2 separate regions of the Mus musculus genome follow, and region 1 is linked to region 2. Evidence: chromatin loops called from intact Hi-C (ENCODE). Cell type or tissue: heart. All regions are shown on one strand.

Region 1 (8,000 bases), 200 kb after region 2:
CAATGACTGTCCCCAGTTATCTGAGAATAGAGATCATGTTCTTTTAAGGTCTCCTTGAAATAAACACCCTCTCAGGACACTTCTGAGTCCCCTCTGGAAACTGGCCTGTCATGAAGGGCAGCAGTGAGTGAGAGAGAGAGAGAGAGAGACCTAAGCCTAGCTCTTGCTTCTCTGCACTGCAGAGCCAGGGACTCCCTCTTTCCGAGGCAGAAACGTTCTCCAGGCTGGTCCTGACATCTGCAGCAGTTCCTGCTGCCCCTTACATTCTCCTCACCAGCCTGGGGGAGGCCAGTGGATTTGCTAGCTTTTAGTACTGTTCTGCAGAGAGCTGGACCAGTGACAGGCAGCCCAGGAACACAGTGAGACTGGCTGCAAGCATAGCACCTTCACTTGTAACTCAGAGCCTGGTTCTGTTGCTTCCTTATCAAGGGCGGCAGTGGCCTGCAGCCTGCCCTCACCAAGGGGATCCAGGCCAGAAGTTCCTTCAGCCAGCCTCCTCCCGCAGCTTCCCTGCATGATCCTGTCTGCCGAGCAGTGTCCTTTCTGTGGTGTGCTGCAAGACCCTGGAAGCTCAGTCTTTTTGGCCAGAGCTCAACCCTGGCTTCTGAGGGCGCAGCAAACAGTTCCCATCAGGAAGTGGCTGGTGCTCAGCAAGGTGCTTGCTGGGCCTATTCCACAGCCACACAGTTGCTGCCTCTTCTGACTGGCCATTGCTGATTCCTTAGGCCCCTAGCTGGTCCAGGGCTACAACTCAGACTGGGATCTTGAAATCCTCGGGCCTTTCCGGATCTCCTTCCGCCTCTCCTCCTTCTTGCGGCGTTTTTCTTCTTCCCTCAAAGCCTTCTGGAAAGGGTCGGTGCTAGGAATAAACTAGGACAGACAGAGTAATGGGATTTAGTCTAGGGGTAGCAAAAGGTTTCCTCCAAGCTAAATCACAGAATGTAAGATAAAAGAATTCCTGGAGCAGGCCCTGCCCTCAGGGAACCCAAACAAGGAATCAGATGAAAGGGCTCAGGAAAGCCACTGACTGGACCATGAGATAATCAGGAGCCTGACTAGCAGAACATGAGATAGGAGATTCCAGGCTGGCAGACAGGAGCCAGCCAAGGTGTGAACCTGAAAACAAGCACACTCTTCCAGGAAGAGGGAGCGGTGTGGTTCTTGGAAGACTTGTCTGACATACCCTTCAGGAGGAAGCAAGCTAGGAGTCCTAGACAACAGGTGCTGCCTGCCCTAGTAACAAGGCGCAGTCACCAGGAGAGGGAGCACACAGAGCAGAGTGGGTCACAGTCACTCTTGCAGAGCAAGAGCGAGAAGTTGAGAGACTCTGATGCTGGCAAGAAGAGATGGGCAGAGGATGTGGGTGACTTCAGCCTCAAACCTTTCTCCAGCTACCCTTTGCTCCTGTTGGTCTGCCTTTACAGCCAATAAACGATCAAACCTGCATCTGTGTCTATTTGTCTCTATGAGTGATGAGACCCATGGCCACACTCTTGCAGGCCTCTGCCCGTGCTTTGTCCCAGACCCAGAATGCCCCTTCCAGGCCTGTCTGTGGGTCTCATCTGCTCTGCTACAGCTGCCTCCTCTGTGGCATCTGCCCCCTCACTGGTACCCTCTTTAAAATTCTGTACTAACTTATTCTCATGCTTCTCTTCCTTTCTTCACCTACTTTGTGCCTGACATCTATGACAGCATGTTTCATGAAGATGGAGGAATGTTGGTATTGGGTGTTGTGTCCCACTATATCCCAAGCACAGAATCCCACATGGGTCTCAACAGCATTCAGTGGACATTTTGGACAAAATGGCTTACTAGAATATATAAAACACAAAGTATTCAAAACTCAGGTGTAAACTATGACCTTTTAAATATTCTTAGGACAAAATTGGCAAATGTGGGGGCTGGAGAGATGGCTCAGCGAGTAAGAGCACTGACTGCTCTTCCAGAGGTCCTGAGTTCAAATCCCAGCAACAACATGGTAGCTCACAACCATCTGTAATGGGATCCAATGCCCTCTTCTGTGTGTCTGAAGACAGCTACATTGTACTACTTATATACATAAAACAAATAAATAATTTTTTTTTTTTTTTTGGTTTTTCGAGACAGGGTTTCTCTGCAGCCCTGGCTGTCCTGGAACTCACTCTGTAGACCAGGCTGGCCTCGAACTCCAGAAATCTGCCTGCCTCTGCCTCCCAAGTGCTGGGATTAAAGGTGTGAGCCACCATGTCTGGCTAAATAAATAAATCTTTAAAAAAAAAAATTGACAAATGTGGAATCAAGGTAAAAGCAAACTAAGAGTGCCATCTTGTGGCCTAACCTACCCGCTGAGTAAGTAGTCCACACCTATGGGAAAGGGAGGAAGTCCCTAGAGTGGTCCAGAGACAGAAGTGACTCAGGTCAGACAGCTAGTGGGATGCCCAACTAACTAGGACGGATTCAACCAGACATCCACTCACCTCCCAGATATCTACCACTCTGATCTCAAGAAGAAAAGAATCTTCACCCGGGCGGTGGCGGCGCATGCCTTTAGTCCCAGCACGCGGGAGGCAGAGGCAGGTGGATTTCTGAGTTCGAGGCCAGCCTGGTCTACAGAGCAAGTTCCAGGACAGCCAGAGATACACAGAGAAACCCTGTTTTGAAAAGAAAGAGAGAGAGGAAGAGGGAGAGAGAGAAAGGGGGAAGGAAGGAAGGAAGGGTAGAGAGAATCTTCTGAGGCTGCTGTAAGTAGAGAGGTCCATGTTGAATATAAAAAGTGGGCAGGCTGGGAACCATTTGTATATTATCTGTGAAGCCCTGGGTTCAAGTCCCACTATAGGGGAGTACACTAGCAGGGTCATCCCCATCCAAAGAGAAGGAAATCATGTTCTGATGGTCACGTTCAAGAGCATATTCTGATAACATTACACTTCTGACTCAACCCCCTGTGTTGCAGAGGCATGTATGATGATCGCAGGGTGAGAAAAGCCCACATGCAGAAACTAAGCATCTCCTTGGTGCCCCCTTGTGGAGAGAACAACCTCTGCAAGGCCCTGAGTGCCTCTTCGCACTGACTGGGTCAACCCGGTTCAAGGTCTTGCCCAGGGATAATTCTCAGAATTATGATTACAGCAAGCAGTCTTGGGGTGGACCATTTGGAAGCAGCAGCCACTACTTTGATGGGGAAAACTATATCCTTGCTGCATAAAACAGACACTGGCTCAACAGGAACCTCGGAGGTTCTGGTAGATATCAACAGTCAGGCACAGTCCACTACGGTACCACTAGGATAAAAACAAGGTGCTGAACAGAAATTAGTTAGTATTGCAGCTGTGGCCATGCGTGGTGGTGGGATATGCTTGTAGTTCGGGAACTTCGGAGGTAAATGCAAGAGGACCAGGAGTTGAGGCTAGCCTGGGCTACATGAGACCCTGTCTTAAAACAAACAAGGAAACACTAATAAAACCCAGGGAAAGAGTTGTAGGTCTGCCTGGTTGCTTTCTTTTAAAACCCATGTGTCTAAAAGTTGGGCCTTGACTAGCAGCTGCAAACCACAGACTTAATCAGGACGAGTGGTTTACTGTTCTCTACTGTCTGTGAAATCGACATGTGGTGCGTTTCCTTCCAGCAGCCTGGAGTTTGGGTACTAGTTAGATGCAGGGGAATCGTGTAACCAGCTCCCAGTAAAACGTGAGGCGAGAAAGGAAGCTCCCACTACGGGGGAATTAAATACATCTTCTGTGACTACTGGGAGAGAAGGCTGGAGCTGGTTCTCCTGGATTTTGTTGCAGGTGTCAAATTCCGGGGCTCAAGGGAGCTTCTCCTGCAACCTCCCAACTGCTGGATTACATGTGTGTGCTAGCTATCACAACCGGCTCCACTGGGCAGTGGTGGCGCACGCCTTTAATCCCAGCACTTGGGAGGCAGAGGAAGGTGGATTTCTGAGTTCGAGGCCAGCTTGGTCTACAGCATGAGTTTCAGGACAGCCAGGGCTGCACAGAGAAACCCTGTCTCGAAAAAAAAAAACAAAAAAAATAAAACAAAAAAAATAAAACAAAAGAAAAACAAAAACAAAAAAACAAAACGACTGGCTCTAGAGCCAGGTAAAAATTCCACTCATCTGAACCTTCTGAAAGAAAGTCTAGGTGAACGAGGGAAGTAACTAGAGAACAGTTAAAGTATAGGTATCAGGAGGGACACATGAATAATTCAGCAAGAATCAAGCCCCTGGGGATGCCGTAAGACTCTAAAAGGCACAATCCAGGGGCAGGTACCACTAACTATTACTGGGTGTGTAATTCTCATCCACATGATGGGAAAACCCACACAGACACAGTCAACAATGAACTACTGTCCTGTGTTCCACACCATCCAAGGTAGCTATCTCCTCAGAGTAGCTATACATCACAGGATAGCACAACCTTGTTTTACTCTCCCAGATAAACTATCGTTTATTCTTAATGTCTGAGCAGCCTTAGTTATACCACACAAGGCAACAGAGGCTAAAATTCTGCACTTAAATATTGTCAGGGTTTGGCCATTAAGCATAAAGTGGGAGAAAAAGGCATTGACCCGTGGTGGATAACAGTTGCTTTGGGCCCATCTTTTGCTTCCTATAATTATTAACAAATACATTTAGTAAAACTGGCAGGTAAAAATCTAAACTTTAGGTGGATGTAATAGATAATACATTGATTTTTAGATGATATTCTAATGGTTCTTGAGATATCCTAGTCCCAAGATTTAAGTAACCCCTGTTTGAGTCAAGGACCCTGAAGACCACGGTAACTCAGACCTGCAGCTGGCCTCATCCTCACCCTCAGAACAAGGCTGTGGTAGCTTTAGCCTGTAATTCCAGCACTTGGAAGGAAGGCTAAGGCAGGAATGTGGATAGTTTAAGGTCAACCTGGGTTATTAAGTGTACTGGTTTTGTGTGTTGGAGTTATCACAGAGAAAAGGGCTTCAGTTGGGGAAGTGGCTCTATGAGATCCAGCTGTGGGGCATGCTCTTAGTTGGTGATCAATCAGGGAGGGCCCCTTGTGGGTGGTGCCATCCCTGGGCTGGTAGTCCTGGGTTCTATAAGAAAGCAAGCTGAGCAAGCCAGGGGAAGTAAGCCAGTAAGTAACATCCCTCCATGGCCTCTGCATCAGCTCCTGCTTCCTCACCTGCTTGAGTTCCAGTCCTGACTTCCTTGGTGATGAACAGCAGTGTGGAAGTGTAAGCTGAATAAACCCTTTCCTCCCCAACTTGCTTCTTGGTCATGACGTTTGTGCAGGAATAGAAACCCTGACTAAGACACAGGGTAAGACTCTGTCTCAAAACTCCAATCAACAAACCCAAAACAACGCATTTGACTGCAGCCTCAGTAAGTGACATAAGACAAACTGAATGAACCCGGTCACTGCCTCTCAGTCAGATTAGCCAGGCAGAGGCTATGCAGCAAGTAATTTCCAGTGCTGCTGGGCACCTTTCTACGTTCTTACTGAGTACCTAATAATAATAAATCTGGTATAGTCTCTTGTTTGGCTGATTTTATTTTTTCTTTGTTTTAAGGCAGTTTTAGTCCAGGCTAGCCTCAAATTCACTACATAGACAGGTGGCCTCTTGCTCCAGCCTCCTGAGCTGTGGGGTTATAGGTAAGCCCCACCACATCTCCCTTCTAGCAACTCTTTATCCAGATTATTTTTTCAGGATTATTATTATTTTTATTTTTATTTTATTTTATTTTTTTGCAGAGAGTAATCTTGGAAGGATGAGGTATCTTTTCCTTGACAAAGCACCAATCTGTTTAATTCACTATGAGGATGTCAAATTTCACAAGCACAGTGGTCTGTAGGTATAATGCAAACCTACTGCATGCACAACACCTGCCTGGCCCTTCCATGTAAAGACCTGGAAGAACAAGGGGACCCAAGACAACAAGCCTAACAGTCTAGCTACTGCTTTTGCTGCACTGAAAACTGCCTATGACCGGCTGACATCTATACAACAGCAGGCTACTGTGTCAGCCTGCAAGCTGGTAGAATCTCAAGCCTGTCACAAACTCAACACCTGTCTCTAAACAGGCGTGAGCTGTGATCTGAAGAGTCTCAGCTTCTCACCCATAAGAGGAGCCTTTCTTTCCTTCCTGTCCTCCTTGGCCTGCCCTGCTCCATCTGATCCCTTCCCCCTGTGTGTCACCATCTGTCTTCTCAGGCTGCAGCTGTTAGCACCCTGAGCCAAGTTTAGAACTCTGGAGTACAGGCGTGTGTAGGCGTGAGAGCAGAAGCCACAGTGCACCAGTACCAGAGGCTCAGAGCAGGGGAGGGCGTGACCTGACTTCACCTGGTCACTCTGACACTTGTAACCTGTACATAGTGTGCAATGAGATGAGGATATTCTTAGCCTCAGGGATCCCCCCAATCTCCATCGACCCCCAGCTTTGGTGTACAACATTCGGAGAGAAACAGTGACTTGCCAAAACCGTCAATAACTTGGGTAATGGCTTCTGATCCCAGACTCATTGGATTGTCTGGTTCCAAGTCTAAAGCTCACACTGCATACCCTAGACCTTAGTCCCTGCAGGCCCCACCTCCCGTGCCCACCAGACGCCAACAGTTACAGGCCCCAGCAGCTCACCTCTGTCTGGTCTGTTTTAAACGGGTTCCGGAAGTCAGAATCTTTCTCAGTGATCCCCAGCTCCTGGGCCATCTGTGGATGAGAACACTAGTCATCCTCTTCTGCCTTCTGCTCTCTCATTACTAGAGCCATTCCACCATGCAGGGTCTTAAGCCTCAGAGCCTAGACAGATATGGGCCAGAAACAATCCCTAGGGACCCTCCAAAAGTTAGCACAGAAGTTAGGCCCCTTGAAGTTAGGCCTCTATGACCCAAAGTGCTCTGATACTTATAGAACACACTAAGTACCTAGGATAACTGACAGGGCCAACCACAGATAGACAGATTCGAGGCTCCCAGCTTACCACCCGACAGGGATCCCAGCCCTCCCCAGTCCTTACCAGGCTGAGGATGGGTGAGTGGGGCCCCTGGTCAAAGACGCCTGTCTGGTTGCAGAAGCTGATGCCCCAGCGGATCAGGAGGTTCCAGTTGGAATTATGGTCAAAGTAGTGGTGGACAATCTTTGGGAAGCGCAGCACGACGTCACCAAAAAAGGCTGTGTTCTCCACCACGTGCGAGAAAGCTGGCGAGAGGGTTGTAGTGAGTCGTCAGAGTAGTTGCTCTTTTCCTCTTGTCCACCTGGCTGACCCCAGACCTCCTCCAGGGACGGAGGCATCTATAAACCCACCAATCAGAGAAGGGCACGGCAGCCACTGACCACAGACTGCTCACTGCATATGCACTAGGGCCTTATATCCCATTAATGGGCTTTCTTACAGGGAGAGGTGGCTGCTGTTCCTACTTTACAGGTTGTGTTTGTTGTTGGGTTTTTACTTTTCAACTTGGCATAAAGGAGAGTCATCTGGGAAGGGAACGTCACTCGGGGAGTTGCTTCCATCACACTGGTCTGCGGCCACATCTATATCCATTTTCTTGATAGATTAATGTAGGAGGACCCAAACTACTGTGGAATGGGCCACCCTGAGCTTATACAAGAAAGCAGGCTGAGCAAACCACGTGGTTTACCATAAGCCAGTAAGCAGCCCTCCTCCATGGTCTCCATGTCAGTTGCTGCCTTGGCTTCCCTCAATGATGGGCTCTAATCTCTAAGCAACAACAACAACAACCACCCAACCTTTCCTTCCCTAGTTGGTCAAAGTGTTTAAGCACAGAACAGGAACCACACCAGGACACAGCAGCGACTGAGTATCAAACGCAGCCTGCCCACCGAGGGTATCAGTTCATCCTCACGGCTCGGGAGCGCAGAGGGCTCATCTCCAGGACTGAGGCACAGTAGTGCACAGGACGGCACAAAGCCAGGGTCAGGAGTACAAGGCCATCCTCAGCTACACTACAGAGTTAAGGAGCCAGACCGGGCTCCATAAATCCCTAGGTATTCCCTTGTTTTGAAAAAAGATTAATTCCCTT
Region 2 (8,000 bases):
ATGCTTAGGAGGAGGCTAGCAGGGCCCTGTAACTCCCACTCGGTCAAATCCCGACCTATTGGCCGGATCCCCCTTTCTTCCACAGTACCAATGGAACTGCGGTCCCTGGGGAGAAAGTGGCCGTTCTCAGGGTCTGGAGCTCGGTGGTCAGGAGCCTGAGATTTACTACAATTGGCAACAGCCCTCTGGGATGCACAGCGATGCAAGGCCAGGCTCTGACGGGCATCCTGCAACTGGCTCTCCAATTCTCGCACCACAAGTCGCATGTAGCCAAAGCTGGCTCGGGACAGTGCCTTCACCCATGCCTCTTGGGCAGCCTGCCCATCTGCTGCCAGCAGGTGTGGGCGCACTCCAGGGGCATCAAAGCGAATAGCGAAGGCGAACTCCTCGGGTACAGGAGCCTCGGCCAGCTCCACCGTGCAGCCTTCCAATACCACAAGACTCAGCGGGACCCGGCTCTCTCTAGTCTCGAAAGAGAATAGCAGATTGCCCTTGAGAACAAACCAGTATCTTCGGCCAGTGCCACTGGGAGTGGGTGGGGAACCTGGTCCTCCCCAACTACGCAGAAAGCCAGTGTGGTCTGCCGGAGAATCACTCAGCGCATAGTGGGCCACACTCCTCTTGTTCAGCTTCATGGCTCCCACGAGAACAGTGAGATAGAGAGATGGTAGCACCCGCAGGGAAGGACCCAGCTCAGAAGACCAGCAGCCCAGTCCTGTGGCTCCTACAGACCATGTTCCTGCAGTTCTCAGACTTCAGCTGAAGGACTAGTCTTCCTTGCCTTTCATCTCAAAAGTCTTATAAGGGTCACCAAAAAAATTTAAAAAAAAAAAAAAAAAGAACCTGGACATCAAAACACTGTAACAAAAAAGACAATAGTTGTATCAGGAGAAGAGCCCAACATGGTGCTTTGTTTGTTTGAAGACAGAGTCTCATAGCCCAGGCTGCTCTTGAACTCACTATGTAGCCAAGGATGTCTGATCTGAATTCAGCTTCTGAGCTGACTGTCCCCATCTGCCCAGTTCTTCCTGCATACCTACCCCATGCTCAGCTTCTGTCATGCTAGGTTTTGAAGGCAGGAGCCCTGAGCACACGGAGCCCCAGCTCTTCTGGGTGTTCGTTTGTTTGTTTGTTTGTTTGTTTTAAGCATACAGCACCCAGTATTCCCAGTTGGTCTCCCATCCGAATACTAACCAGGCCCGACCCTGCTTAGCTTCCAAGATCAAACAAGATCAGTCGTGTTCAGGGTGGTATGGCTGTAGTTTTTAATCATGGCTTTCAGGCTGGGTCATACCATATCCCTGGCTAACCTGGATATTCCTTTTGACATTTTTTTTTAACCCAAAGAAATAACCCCTGGGGAGGGATGAAAGGGACCCTAGGCCCAAAGACACTTTTGTGCTTTAAACATCCTAAACATGGGGCCCCTCACTGCAAGTGTAAGCTCAACCTCCAGGGAGCCCACGACTTTCCTGAGCCCCTACTAGCCCCAGTGGTATCCAGCCCACATTTCAGAGCCAGATGGAGGCAGGGGAGGGACAGGCCAGTGACCGAGACCACCTAGGGGTAACCACATCACACCAACGAGCACCAGAGGAAGGAGGAGGTGACCAGGGGTGAATGGGACCGGCTCTGTAAACTCCAGCGGTGTGTCCTGGGGCACTGAAGACATAGCCACTAAATTCTGGTGCTCCAAGGTTCCTATACAGCTGAACTGGCAAGGGTCATATGAGGAAGAGTCAGCACTTGGTCTTATAACTTCTAGGTGGGGCCTTGTTGGTGACACACTTATCAGCAGAGTCACAGAAGGGGACAGGGTGGCCTCTTATCTAACCACACAGCTCAGCCACATGGTTTCCAGAGAGCCTGCAAAAGGGTTCTCAGAGAACGTGAGAACTGTTCTAACTTCAGGGCCCCAGTAAAAGGGCAGCCTTTTGCCGGAAGCGCTCCTCCTTTTCATAATCTGCTCATCCCGTAGGGCAACTGAAGTTCCCTGTATGTCTTGGCCCACTGTCTCTTGACTGTAATTCTGGGCTCCCTGGGGCTAGGTAGGTCAGTTAAGTGCAGTTAAGATTTCCTGGCTGTCCCTATGGGATTTCCGTCACCACGATATTGGGGAGAAGTCTCCTGATTACTGATGTACCCAAAGATCGAATTTGGCTTTGTCCCTTTCGCGCACCTCCCCTCCCTATTTGCAGGACATCTAGAGTGGTTAAATCGCCAATAATCAGCCCTGTGCAGACTTGCTGAATTTGTAGGAATGCATCAGTAGACAAAACTAGGTCCCCGTCCTCTTGAAATCTACTTTCCAGCAAAAGAGACACTCCGTAAGCAAATACAATTAAATAAATAATGAATTAATCAAGTAGTGAGTGATAAAAAACGTAGCCAGGAGGCGGGAGGGGAAGAAGGGCTCCAAAGAGAGAGAAGCAAGCAGGCCTGGAATAGAGGAAGGCTGTTCTAGCCGCTGCCCTTTGTGGGCCCCAAGGAGGGGCTGAGTCCACGCACGCCTGCGGCCGCGGTCTCTCCCTCCGGCAGCCCTGCTGGTGCCTGGGTCCCCTGGATCCCGCCCGGGCTTTCCAGCCACGTCCACGGCCACGCCCTCCTGGTCACCTCCTCCCGGAGCCCGCCTGACCGGCTCTCACCTCCGGCGCCCGAGGGCCTGGCCCGTCGAGTGCGATGCTGTCGCCCCCTGGGCTTTCTCGCTCTGAACCCCGGCCTCCGCCCAGGTCGCAAACGTGGCCGCAGGAGCCGGGAGACCCCGCCCGGGAGGCTCGGGGTACCGCCCCGGCCGCTCCCCGCCCAGTACCCACCAGGCCTCCAGATCCGCAAAGTCGCCTCGGCTCGCATATTGGAGGGAAACTGAGGCCCTGGAAGGTGGGGACCTGCCTGCGCCACAGGACTCGTCGGTGAGGGGTCGTCTCGAACCCCAAGCCCAACCTCAGGCTACCCACAGGCCTCCAGCTCTACACCGAAGAAGAATAAGGAGTGCTCTTTTTCCCCCAAAAGTTTCCCCTTACAGCCCATCCAGTATCTCCCCGATCCGCCCCTCTCTTCCCTCTCGCGCGTGCAGAGCCAAACCAGACAAATCATCAGATAGGGCGCTTCCTAAAGCGAGCTCCTACACATCCTGCAAAACCCTGCTAAGGTTCTCAACCAAGTCTTTGGCTTAGCCCCATCTCTGCCTCTAGATATTGGCCATTTCGGCTTCTATCACCCACCAACGCAGGTCTGCAGTCCACTTGTGGTCCTGAGGCTCTACCTGGAGTCTGTCCATAGGCTTGCAGGGAAGGCTGCGGGGAAAGCACTAATAAGATAGGAGACCAGGATTCCCGTAGTCGCCCTGAATGCAACTGTGTTCAAATGCCTGCCTGCCTGCCCACGGGCTTTGTGGATTCCCACCTCAACCCTTGCTTTGCAGTTCCTGAAGCCCAGCCGGCCCTCCCCTCTCACCCTACCCCCACTTAGAGCTCCTTGACATTTAGGTCTCAGCTGTCCGCTCTGAGGTCTCCTCCCTGACCTCACAATGTAAACAAGCATACCCTACATTTTGCTGGATGTTTTAAGGGGGGAGTGTGGTGGTTGGTGGCTGCAATGTTCACTAACTTTTCTTCAACTAGTAGTATCCACTAGAGTAAATGTGTTACAAGGTGAAGGTCGCGGGAGGGTGGGTAAGGGGAGAATACAGCATGAGTTTCCTGAGGAGGGAGGGGAGAGCTTGCCGTTTTTAAATAGAAGAATGGGCAGAGTAGACCTCACTTGGACATATAATTAAGGGAAATGAGGGTGTCGGCTATGCCCATATCTAGAAGTGCATTCTAAGCAGAAGGCACAGCTGGTTCAAAGGCTGTGTTTGAGGGGCCACAAGGAGGGCAATGAGGAAGATGACGGCAGGGAATAGGGTCAAAAGGTAGAGGGTGGGGTTTAGAAACACCATTTCCCCAAACTAAGAGAGTAGCCATCACACAGACTTCAGAGAGACAAGACCAGGGCTGGGTTGGGTTCGTTTTTTTAGGTTAAGTGTGTGCCCGATTATCTGCCTGTATGTGCACCATGTGAATGCCTGGTGGCCTCAGAGTTCAGAAGAGGGCATCAGATCCCCTGGCATGTGAGTCTGGAGACGGACCCTCGTGCTCTGCCAGAGCACTAAGTGCTCTTAACCACTGAGCCATCTTACCAGCCCACAGAGCTGAGTTTTCAGGTTTGCCTTGGCTGCCTTGGAGAAGTAAGGTGGACAAAGGAGGCCCTTGAGGGCTGTCTCCGAATCATCCAGGCAATATGTAATGAGGCCAGCGTTACTGGGTGGGATGAGAGGTGGAATTTAAAGGCAGGAATCAATTTTTGGACAATTGCATGTAAAGGCTGAGAGAAAAGATTGGCAGAGAAGTCGGTTTGCCATTACCTGATAGGAGGAAAATGGCACAGATTCGGAGAGGGGACAGCTATGATCATCATCGGTGTAAAGGCATCCAGAAATAGTGGTTGGCACCTAGCCTGTGTTTAACATATGAATAAGTAATGAATAAATACATTTGGGGAGTGGGTGGGCGAACAACCCCTTGGGTGTCAGGTGGAGGGGGCAGCCTCCTGACCTTTCGAGAGCTGAAACCCCACCCAGCCTCTTTCACTACCGTTTTCGAGTGGTTAAGAGCAAGGTTTCAGGTGGATTTCTGAGTTCGAGGCCAACCTCGTCTAGAGAATGAGTTCCAGGACACAGAGAAACCCTGTCTCGAAGAAACAAAACAAAATAAAACAAACAAACAAACAAACAAACAAACAAAAAAAGAGCAAGGTATCGCCCTCTGTAGGAATTCACTGCACAGCTACTTACTGAGCACGGGCAGTGCGGGCCACCACCCCCGCCCTCTGGGGCGGAGGACGGAGGACTCCAACCAGACCCGAGGCACAGCGGCGCGCGCACAGGGCGCCCAAGCCGACTTCCCACGGGAGCGCGCCTCGGGAACGCGCAGAACGCGAGCTTAGATGGGCGGAGCTTTTGGAGGCTGGGAGCTGGGGCATAGAGGGAGGGCACGGCGTTGCTAGGGGATTCTGATTGGTTGCTCAAGAAGGGTTGTCCCGTGACATTCCGCCTCCCGGGTCGCTATAGGTACAAGCGGCCGCCACGGGGGCTTTCACGGCTTACCGCGGACTGAGCGAGCGCGAGGGTAAGAATCAAGGGGGACCCTGGGCCTGCGATGTTTAAGAACCGAGAATCTGAACCCACACGGGGACCTGGAACCGGACATGGCCTATAGCCTTCCTTCTTCCTGGTATTCCTAGAACCAGTCACAACCGCTCTTGGGCAAAGTGTCCTAGACTATTTGTAGTTCTAAAAGAAGAGCTTAGATTCCGGGAAGTAAAGGGTAGGGAAGGAGTGTGTGAGGGTAGTGAAAGCGACTTGGGACCAAATGTGGAATCCGTAACTTTTATTTTCGGAGATAGGGTCTCTCTACCTAGTAGCCCTGGCTGGCCTGAAACTGGCTATGTGGACCAGGCTGGCCCAGAACTCAGAGATCCTCCTGCTTCTACCTCCTGAGTGCTGAGATTAAAGGTGGGTCCCACTATGCCCGGTGGGATACATAACATCTGTTATCTTCCACAGTTCAGCATATAAAGCTGCTAAGAGCAGATTCGAGTGGGTCCTGAGATTTGACTCCAAGGCAATGTTGCAGAAGACAGGTACCCTCACCTACTCAGGTGGCTTTGCAGGGGAGGACTGTGGCGAGGAAGCCCCAGCCCTCCTCTTTCTTGATGGGGGTATGTGGGGAGAAGTGTGCCTCTCCTTGGAGCTGGGCCAGGAAAATCAAGGAGATGCCCCACACCTCAGAATCGTTTCCCCTCCAAAGAGGCCACTTCCTTTTTCAGCCCTGCTCCAGTGTATAGGTCCTATCTTACCCGATCCTGGCGGGCTGTAGCAGCCCTGTCATGTGGGTGTGGTAATTTATATATAAGGAAGCTGAAAGCCAAGAGGAAGGGGCTTGTGTAGGTGAGCAGCTGGGTACAAGTCCACCCTGACCAACCCCTTTAGGCCCTTCTGAGGCTTTCTGAGGTGGAGAGCAAAAACTCCAAGGCCTCAGAAACCCAGAGTCCACAATGAACTGTCATTTCTGTGTAGGGAGGGAGGGAAGAGGGCATCTGGTCTCATGTATATCAAGGACATGACTTCAGGGGTCCGTTCCATTGATTCCCAGTCTGTAGCAACAGCTTTTTGAATACATTACTTTGCCCCATGTACCCCCCCCCCCAGACTGCACTCACAGGCTGAGGCAACTCTAACCCTACTGGCCTGTACCTGGGGAGGGCTGAAGGGCTGGAGGGGTTGAGGTGATGACTGGGGTTGGGGGGTGGGGTGCTGTAGGAACCATTTACAAGTCACCATCCACCTCCCCCTCAGTGCTCTTACTGGCCCTGGTGGCTCAGGTACTGATGCTGGAGAATGGGCTACTGCGGACTCCACCCATGGGCTGGCTGGCCTGGGAACGCTTCCGCTGTAACATCGACTGTGTGGAGGACCCGAAGAACTGCATCAGGTGAGTAAGATCTGCTTACCCAGGGCAACAAAATGGGGTCAGTGGGTCAGTGGGTGAAAGACACTCATCAGCAAAAATTTTAAAAAAATTTTTTTAAATAGAAAAATGCAGAGTCAGAATGAATGTATCTGACACCTAGCCCCATGACCTGCTTGGGGCCTCAGTAGGTGTACTTGGCCTCTGAGGTAACTGAAAGAAGATAAAATGCCAGACAGGCCCCACAGGCTTCCCTAGGCCTAGTCCTGCCCTTTGGCCTGGATGCCAGACCACCTCTTTCTCGCCCTACCCTAACCCTGGAAGGTCATTTACACTTGTTATCCTGGCCCCACCTCAGCTGACAGTAGAGGCTTGGTTTTTTATAGCCAGAATTCAGAGCAGAGAGAAAGAGCGGGAATGAGGGACATCCTGGGGAACTGAGCAGCACAGCCCCACTGTCCCTTGCTAGTGAACGGCTCTTTATGGAGATGGCGGACAGACTGGCCCAGGATGGATGGCGGGACCTGGGCTATGTATACCTCAACATCGATGACTGCTGGATTGGTGGGCGTGACGCCTCAGGCCGCCTAATTCCTGATCCCAAGCGCTTCCCTCACGGGATTGCCTTCCTAGCTGACTATGTAAGTCCAGCTCCAGCCCTGCCCCTTACTTAGTGTGAGGGCCTGGGACTCATTATCACAGTCTCCATGGAGAATGCGGCATAGTGGCAGAAACTGAAAAAGGAACACACACATATTATTGGCCTAATGAGGCGAGAGCCAGAAAGGGGCCTTAGCAAAAAGAACAGTCCCCTGGAGGAGGCATCTGGTTGAATCCATCCCAGAGGTGGGACCTCTGAAGCAGTAGCAAAAGCTTCCAGGCAAGAGACAGCTGGAGAAAAAGTGGCCACAGCTGGCAGAAACCAGCCACTGGTTCTTTTGGTCAGTGGGAGCCACTGAGAGTTTCTTCTTCTTTATTGAGACAGGGTCTTGTGTAGCCCAGGATGACCTCCAACACTCTGTAGCTGAGGATAACCTTAAACTTCTGGTGCTAGCTGGGTATGGTGATGCATGTGTTTAATCCTGTGCTCCAGAGGCAGGCAGATCTATGTGAGTTCGAGGCCAGCCTGGTCTACATAGAGAGTTCCAGGATAGCCAGGGTTACATAGAGAGGCCCTGTCTCAAGCAAACAAACACGTCTACATGTCACCATGCACAGTTTATGCAGTGTGTGGGGAAGAGAGCCCAGGACTTTTCACATGTGTTAGGCAAGCACTCTGCCAGTTAATTTACATCCCCAGTCCTGGAAGCCATTTAAGAGTTTAATGGGCTCTAGCAGAGGTGCCTGAGAAGAGGGTCTCACTTGAGCCGTGTCTCTTCAACCCCCGCAGGCTCACTCTTTGGGTCTGAAGCTGGGCATCTATGAGGACATGGGCAAAATGACCTGCATGGGTTACCCTGGTACCACCCTAGACAAAGTGGAGCTGGACGCGGA

The links. Hi-C counts contacts between places; a loop is a spot of excess contacts. Peaks named below come from ENCODE experiments on the same cell type or tissue, not always from the same donor. Only the 100,000 strongest peaks of a DNase experiment are listed, where the experiment ranks them.
Region 1: it touches region 2 in a loop (2.0-fold over the local background); 6 of 42 quality-filtered maps call a loop at or near these places.

What each region holds. Positions count from the first base shown.
Region 1 is chr15:82,133,736-82,141,735 of GRCm38, reverse strand. It overlaps Ccdc134 (coiled-coil domain containing 134), which reads right to left. Exons shown (of 7, transcript NM_172428.2): 5 at 6,974-7,155; 6 at 6,595-6,666; 7 at 1-870. The coding sequence ends at 745. Among named protein-coding and RNA genes, the nearest start is that of Srebf2, 9.5 kb to the left of the region's middle. In heart, CTCF peaks have their summits at 2,308 (motif pointing left) and 3,013 (motif pointing left); DNase peaks (open chromatin) are centred at 3,015 and 6,185; H3K27ac peaks cover 1,353 bases.
Region 2 is chr15:82,335,917-82,343,916 of GRCm38, reverse strand. It overlaps Naga (N-acetyl galactosaminidase, alpha), which reads left to right and starts at 5,091. Exons shown (of 10, transcript NM_008669.4): 1 at 5,091-5,165; 2 at 5,603-5,679; 3 at 6,395-6,530; 4 at 6,976-7,147; 5 at 7,897-8,000. The coding sequence starts at 5,664. It overlaps Pheta2 (PH domain containing endocytic trafficking adaptor 2), which reads right to left and starts at 2,738. Exons shown (of 2, transcript NM_177391.4): 1 at 2,646-2,738; 2 at 1-858. The coding sequence starts at 635. It also overlaps the pseudogene n-R5s41. In heart, a CTCF peak has its summit at 4,830; DNase peaks (open chromatin) are centred at 1,646, 2,666, 4,976, 5,816 and 3 weaker places; H3K4me3 peaks cover 4,284 bases; H3K27ac peaks cover 6,243 bases.